Regions from separate parts of the Homo sapiens genome. Here region 2 is linked to region 1. A link is a contact called in ENCODE Hi-C data. All regions are on one chromosome and are shown on one strand. Each heading gives the region's core, a stretch centred on a gene start or an enhancer-like site at or near the end of the contact. The rest is flanking DNA. Distances are from core to core; before and after follow the strand shown.

Region 1 (3,599 bases), core at 449-2,948:
ATGCAATTTGGGTTAATTTTAAATGCATTTTATTAAGTGAAAAAATCCAGTTTCAAAAAATTACTTGTGTATGATTACATTTACATGGCATTCTGGAAAAGGCAAGAGAGAGAATAGCTCAGTGATTGCCAGAGGTTAGAGGTTAGATATGTGTCTATGTGTCTATGTGTGCATGTTGTGGGGGATTGGAATGAAAGAGACGGCACAAGAGAATTCTTCGGTGTGTTGGAATTATCCTGTATCCTACATACAGTATAGTTACAAAAATTTATGTGTGTATAAAAACTCAGATCTGTCTACCAAAAGCAGTAAATGTTACTCGAGGTAAATGAAAAATAATGCTGCTGAATTCCAGGGGGAATGACAGAATTGATGCCAACTTTAAAGAGCTAAAAGCTGCAAGAATGATGATCCCCATCATGTCTCTGTTTAACCCACCATTCTCGGGCCTGCTACAATGCTGCACAGACTCTGTTGAACGACAGTAGGATATCACAGACTCCATCAACTAGAAGCCTCTTGATGGCAGCAGTGGTGGTAGATACTGTATCTTTGCTAGAGCAGATTGATATGGCTTCTGGTACATAGCATGTGACCACTGACTTAATTAATACATTTTTTTTTCCATCACTCTTAGGAAGGACAACCAGAAACAGTACAGAATCAAATTTGCATGGGATAGAAAACAGTATATATTTATAGTCTTGTCCCAAGGCCAAACTAATTTTCCTCCCATAATCAGAATAAAGTCTGAAGGGATATGGGTCACCTTGGTATTTTGCAGCACATTACACTGGTCAGCTATATGGGTGATACTGTTATTATTGGAATGGATGAACAGGAAATGGAAAATCTATTGGAAGTCTTGGTAAGATATATGCACTTGAAAGGATTGCCAACCTAAAAAACAAACAGAGGCTTTCTAAAAGAAAACACTTATTTGGGAATAAAATATTGCGATGGGAATATATGCATGCCATAGTAAATATGTGCATATTCAGGGAGGTAAAGGAAGACAAAGGTTTTTAAAGGGAAAAACTCAGGAGTATTACTTAATTGTTTTGAAATAATTATCCTTTGTAACAAAGATCAATAACAAGAGTGACGACAGTCGAGGTTAGGGAGGCAGTTGCTGGGCAGATGTCCTGGCAGAAGTATATTTTGTGTAAAGTTATTGTGGTCTTTGTGAAGGTTGTGGATTGTCTCATTTTTGTTGTTGTTGTTATCAAGCATACAAGTGTGAGAATCCTCTCTTCATGGCCTTCACTGGCCCTATCTGTCAGGATTTTCTTAACATTAGTGACTCCTTCTGACAACTTTCACAGGGTGGTAGATAAACCCTATGAAGGTACAGGTGCCCATTATGTCACTAAACTTTCTAGGAGTCCAGAGCCTAGAACATGCCAGGACAACCTTCAAAGCACCCCCTCCACCTCCAAGGCGAAGGAGAAAGCATGTTAGTCCTGTTTGGGTTCTGAAGTCTACAAATTTGTAGCATATGAGATTTCTGTTTTTCTTCCTCTGTGTTTCAAAAATAGACTGTGCCCTTCAGCACCTAAAAAATAATGAAATAACGTAATAATATTCATAATAAAGAATAGCATCTCATGCCAGGATTTCCAATATATCCTGCCTTTGTTGGTGGTCAGCAGTAGGAAGCGAATCCCTATTTTCCTCAGCCCAGTCATCCTCAGAGGACACTGGCAACGGGCCACTGTAACCACAGGGAAAATTAGACATATGACAAAGCTGGAGGCTAAAAATAGAATTCCTTTCCGATCAGCTTGTTCTATGCAATGCTTTTAATCTGGGGCTACCCTTCGTATGATCACTCAGTCACATGGACTAATCTAGTATCATCAACATCAAGGGAATTTCCAAGACACTTTACTATAGCAAATGAAATTCCATTTTTAAAAATAGGAAAACAATAGTGGTGTTCAGACGTTTTCCTGGATATTTTCTGGGGAACCTTCAGGGCTACTAATGTGTTTGTCTCTCAAGTATGCTTTAAGTTATCTTTGCTTGGTTCATAGACTCTTTTAAATGTCTGACTTATAACCACATCCTCAAAATACATTCATAAATACATTTGCCCAGCTTTGCCTACAGTTTCAGGTAAGTAGCAGAACTCCTGAAAAGCCCTGGGCTTTATAGACTCCCATGGGTAAGAAACGCTGCGTTGGACAATGTTTTTCCATGCCATGTATTGAATTGACATCTAAGCCAGCAACATTAATACAATGATCTAAAAAAGAGCTTTAGACACTGCAGCTATTAAGGTGTGAAAATTCTAGTTAGCAACAGGGACATCCTCTGCTGGAGATGAAGTTCTATGTTTTGTTATACTGAGCTGCTGAGTAATTCTTGTTTGTTCAGAAATCAAAATCCATATTCTTCTTTCATTGATTGTAATTTCAGTGGGGGCAAACAAGTGATATTAAAAGTTCGAGCTGTTGCTTAAGCCTTTAGTTATTGATATCATTATAAGATCAAGTCATTATTTATTATTTACTTTGGCTTGATAAATAGACTTGACGTATATGCTTACTTATAAGTTCCTCCTGAAATCATGCTATGATGAAATAACTAATAATGGCATTTAAAATAATAATGGCTATAGGTAATGAGTACTTATATGCAAGCATTGTGCTAAATGCTTTGGAGGCATTGTCTCAATGAAGTTGTACAATAATTCTCCCAGGAGGTAATATTATTCACATTTTACAGATGAGAAAGCAGAGGTATAGGGAGGTAAAGTAACTTGGCCAAAAGTCTGTATCTAGTAAAGTACAATGCTAGGATTTTGACCACAGGTCTTTTCCATTCCTAAAGCTTTGTATTAAATAGCTATGATATAATGCCTTTTTTGTAGAAAAAGAAAAAAGATAAATTTAAGAAAATCTTATTTATTATTTTTTCCTTTATTCATACAAGAGGATTATTTCTTTATTCACACAAGAGGATTTTCTTCATGAAAACTTAAATGTTAATGTTATTGAACTATAGCTTATAGATAATCAAATACAACTTACAATATTGCACATAATCATGTGTCTCTTTTAAATGTTTAGTTCAACTTGACAAATGTATACATCTGTATAACCACCTTCTAAATCAAGGTACAGAATATTTTTGTCACTGCAAATAGTTTCTTTATGACTGTTTGCAGTCTCCCACCTTTAGCAATCAGGTTTAATTTACATAACTTTAGATTAGTTTTGCCTATTCTAAGGTTATATAATAGAATCATATAGTATGTACTCTTTTGCTTCTGTCTTCTTTTGCTCAGCATATTTCTGAGATTCATTCCTGTACAAGATACATGCACAAAACAGTAGCTTGTTCCTTTTTTCCTGCTGACTAGTATTCCATGTCATGAATATCCACAATTTGCCATCTATTCCCTTGAGGTGGGACATTTTGACTGTTTGCAGACTTTTGACTATTATGTTTAAATCTGCTATAAACATTGAATTACAATTCTTTGTGTAGACATAGGTTTCTATTTCTCTAGGATTAAAATTACCAAGTCACATGGTAAATGTATAGATGTACATCTTTACAGGAACTTGTCAAACTGCTTTCCAAAGTGATTT
Region 2 (3,599 bases), core at 526-3,025, 43 kb after region 1:
CAGGTAGCACTAGGAAGAGTCTGTCAGGCAGAAGACACAACACAGAGTTGCAGAGGTGGCTTTGAGTGAGTGGTAATCTGTGGAAGAGGTGTCTAATGACAGGAAAGTACAGATAATCCTGCGGACAAGATGAGGAAGGCTAGATAACTAGAAAGCCTTCGGTCTTGAGTATTGATCTAAAATGGGGAAGTGAATATAGTGAACTGTAAGATTTTTTATATTCAAAAATGCTGCAGCCACAAAAAAGAATGTCCTTTGCAGGGACATGGATGAAGCTGGAAACCATCATCCTCAGCAAACTAACACAGGAACAGAAAACCAAATACCGCATGTTCTCACTCATAAGTGGGAGCTAAACAACGAGAACACATGGACACAGGGAGGGGAACATCACACACCGGGGCCCGTCGGAGGGTAGGAGGAAAGGGGAGGGAGAGTATTAGGACAAATACTTAATGCATGCGGAGCTTAAAATCTAGATGATGGGTTGATGGGTGCGGCAAACCACCATGACACATGTATCCCTATGTAACAAACCTGCATGTTCAGCACATGTATCCCAGAACTTAAAGGAAAAGGAAAAAAAAAATGCTGGAAGCCATTGCCCCAAATGCTGAGTTCTAAGCAGAAAACTTGCAAGTTAGAATCCTGAGGACTCCAAGGTTAAGGCAGCACATGGATATTCAGTTGCCTTCTCTCTAGACTCCAGAGTCCCTGCAGAAGTCTGGCAAAGATAGCCTGGTCTGATCATCTTCAGAATCTAAACACACCTCATTTACATAACTACTCACTGTAGGTTGTTTTCAGTTGCCTTCTAAGATTGAAAATGCTAAGGCTTCCCCAGGTTTCAATATTACTTGGTCATTTTTTTTGGTAAGAATCTGACAGGTCAGTAGTTAGATGACCAAATGTTTGAAGAAAGAGTTACTGAAAGGTGATATGGTTGGATTGGTGCTTTAAGTTGAAGACTGTGGACATAATGGGTAGAATAAGAATCCCCGAATAATGGTTGTGATTGTGAAAATGGAAAGTAGATGATAACCTTAAAGAATTTGTGAAGTTGAAGAAAGTGGAGCATTTGCTGGAAAGCACTTCCTCAAAATCTTGCATCTCAAAGGAGTACTGGTTCTGCCTGACAGAACAGCATTGACCTCCACCTGAAAGAGCAGGCCTGACTCAGTGCGTCTCTGGTCCCCACACTGCAGTCACAGTGTGGACATTCTTTTGCAGTGTGTGGTAGCTCCCCCAGGGCAGTGGGCCTGAAGAGACTTGGGGGTAAGTGGTCAGGATTGCTTCCTGCAACAGTGAGAGGTCCTGACTCATGGGCTCTGGATCCCCTCTGACTAATGATCTGCAACTGACCCTCTGCTTGTTCTCTAGCAGGTCCATTCAAGGCAGGAATTGTAATTTCCTAGGACACAATGCTAGGTGAAAGGGTTCATTGTGTCACCAAGAATGACACAGTAATTTAAGCCTGGGAATGCAATTTATTCAAACTCCTCATTTCCTAAATGAGCTCAGATTAGAACAATCTCTTAAAGAACAATTTTAGAAATGTTGATGTTTTTCTTTTTCTTTTCTTCTTTTTTTTTTTTTTTTTTTTACAGGGGGTGGGTGAGTGAGTAGGATGGAGGTGGCCATGGAAAGAAAGGAGAGGAGGAGGCTTTCCATAACCATGACTTGAAATGACCGAGTCAGAAGGTTATGGCTGTTAGGAGGAGTTAGGACCAAGAAACATGCACTTTCTGCCAGTGGGGTCCAAAGTATTCTGCATATCTCAGACAAGTGCAAACCTGCCTTGCCTTTCTCTCTGTCTCCCTAGGAGGTACTGTTTGTGTGACAAAGAGAGTTGTCAGTAATCCAGCAGACACCCTCTTGTACTGCATTGAAATCCAGCACATTCCTCCCTACAGTAGGAAGGACAGACTGGGCTTGCTTTGGGGTTTATTAACCATCTTGAACTATTTTCCAAATGTTTTAGGTTCGAAAAAACCTGAATCACATTGGGCCACAGCCACTTTTTCTTCTTCGCTATTAAGCCTATGTGTATTTTATGGGAAATGTAATCCATATGTTTCTGATTCCTTTACACTTAACTCATCAAGCAGGATTTGTTAAAGCTATTTCATGCCCTGGATGCCTTTTGAGCCGTTTCCTTGTGACTTTCAAAGCCTTTTATTCTCCAGAAATAGGAAGTTACATTTTATGAAATGTAAATGAGCTTGAACCCCCAAAGGTCTTATTTGGGTCAGAATTTGGAACACTTGGGATCAGTAAGAAGCATGCTCTATTCCACTCTTTCAGAGGAATTTCAGCTCAGGGAATACTTTTACACTTTTCAATGCATAAAATTGGCTAAACTTTAATTAAGATGTACTTGGGAGAAAAAAAAAGCAAAAAAAAAATTTCATTGTAAGAGCACATATCATTAATGAAAAGGGGTAAATATTTCTGAATAAATAAAAGCTACCTCAGCTAAATTACCATAAAATAAAATAAACCGAAACAACCAAATACGTCTCCGAACATCACTAACTATGATCCTGTTGCTAAATTGCTGTTTTAATTTTGTGGCCCTAAAGTGAATCTCCAGTAAATATTTTTTCAATACCTCCCACCAGAACAATTAAAATAATTTTCCAGGAGCAAAGCTGTTTTCATGTCTTGGCAAAATATCCTGTTGTCTGAGAGCTCCTATTCTTCAGCAGTAGAAGTTTGCAATTAAAAAAATTAAAGAAATGCATAATCTAAAAATTCTCTCCTCTCCTCTAATTCTAGGAAGAAATTCCATGTTGGGTGTGACATAATAAAACAGGCTCAATTCCGAGCCTTTGCAATTGTTTCTTTTTCTGCCTGGATTAATCTTCCCTACGATCATGAATCTGTCTCCTCTGTTATCTCTTCACTGAGGCCGGCTCTAACTGTCTGGACTGAAAGAACTCTCCCAATTCTCCTTTTGTTACTCTCTACTCCATTTATCCGTTTTACGTTTTTCACAGGAATTAGCATCATCTACCATTGCTTAATGTCATTTGTGCACTTATATTTTCTTTTCTCAATGAGAATCTAAACACATCCCTGTATCCCGTTACTAAAACGTTAGCTGACAAATGGCAAGCACTCAATCAATGTTTACTAAATTTAATTGCAACAATTTGTTCAACACCTATTGACACGTATTATGCACCAGGTTTTATGCTAGATATCAGAGATATAATGAAATATAAAACCAAGTTCCTGTTCTCAAGAACCTCCCATCTTGAGGACAGAGAATATAAGTCAATTACTCTAGTGGTGTGTGGTAATTTTACTGGGGTCCTAATCCAGACCCCAAAAGAGGGTTCTTGGATCTCCTGCAAGAAAGAATTCAGGGAAAATCCATAGAGTAAAGTGAAAGCAAGTTTATTAAGACAGTGAAGGAATAAAAGAATGTCTGTTCCATAGACAGAGAAGCCCAGAGGGCTGCTGGTTGCCCTGGTTATTTGTTGATTATATGCTAAACAAGGGGTGGTGGATTATTTATGCCTCCCCTTTTAAAACCATATAGGGTAACTTCCTGATGTTGCTATGGCATTTGTAAACTGTCATGGCGCCGGTGG

The links. A loop is a pair of places that touch in the nucleus more often than their neighbours do. Pooled maps may share reads with other maps.
Region 2: a loop to region 1 is called in a map of endothelial cell of umbilical vein, with 6 times the contacts of the local background. The contact joins two enhancer-like sites. A Hi-C loop is called at or near these places in 3 of 168 maps with a recorded cell type or tissue (CD8-positive, alpha-beta T cell, endothelial cell of umbilical vein and mammary epithelial cell) and 1 of 50 pooled maps.

What each region holds. Positions count from the first base shown.
Region 1 is chr17:69,826,538-69,830,136 of GRCh38, forward strand. The region is part of intron 3 of LINC01483 (long intergenic non-protein coding RNA 1483); the gene reads left to right. Among named protein-coding and RNA genes, the nearest start is that of LINC01497, 130 kb to the right of the region's middle. Within about 2 kb of position 1,699, at least 2 of the 41 ENCODE cell types and tissues checked have a DNase peak (open chromatin) inside an H3K27ac peak, as active enhancers do.
Region 2 is chr17:69,869,041-69,872,639 of GRCh38, forward strand. All of the region lies in intron 4 of LINC01483 (long intergenic non-protein coding RNA 1483), which reads left to right. Among named protein-coding and RNA genes, the nearest start is that of LINC01497, 91 kb to the right of the region's middle. Within about 2 kb of position 1,776, at least 4 of the 41 ENCODE cell types and tissues checked have a DNase peak (open chromatin) inside an H3K27ac peak, as active enhancers do.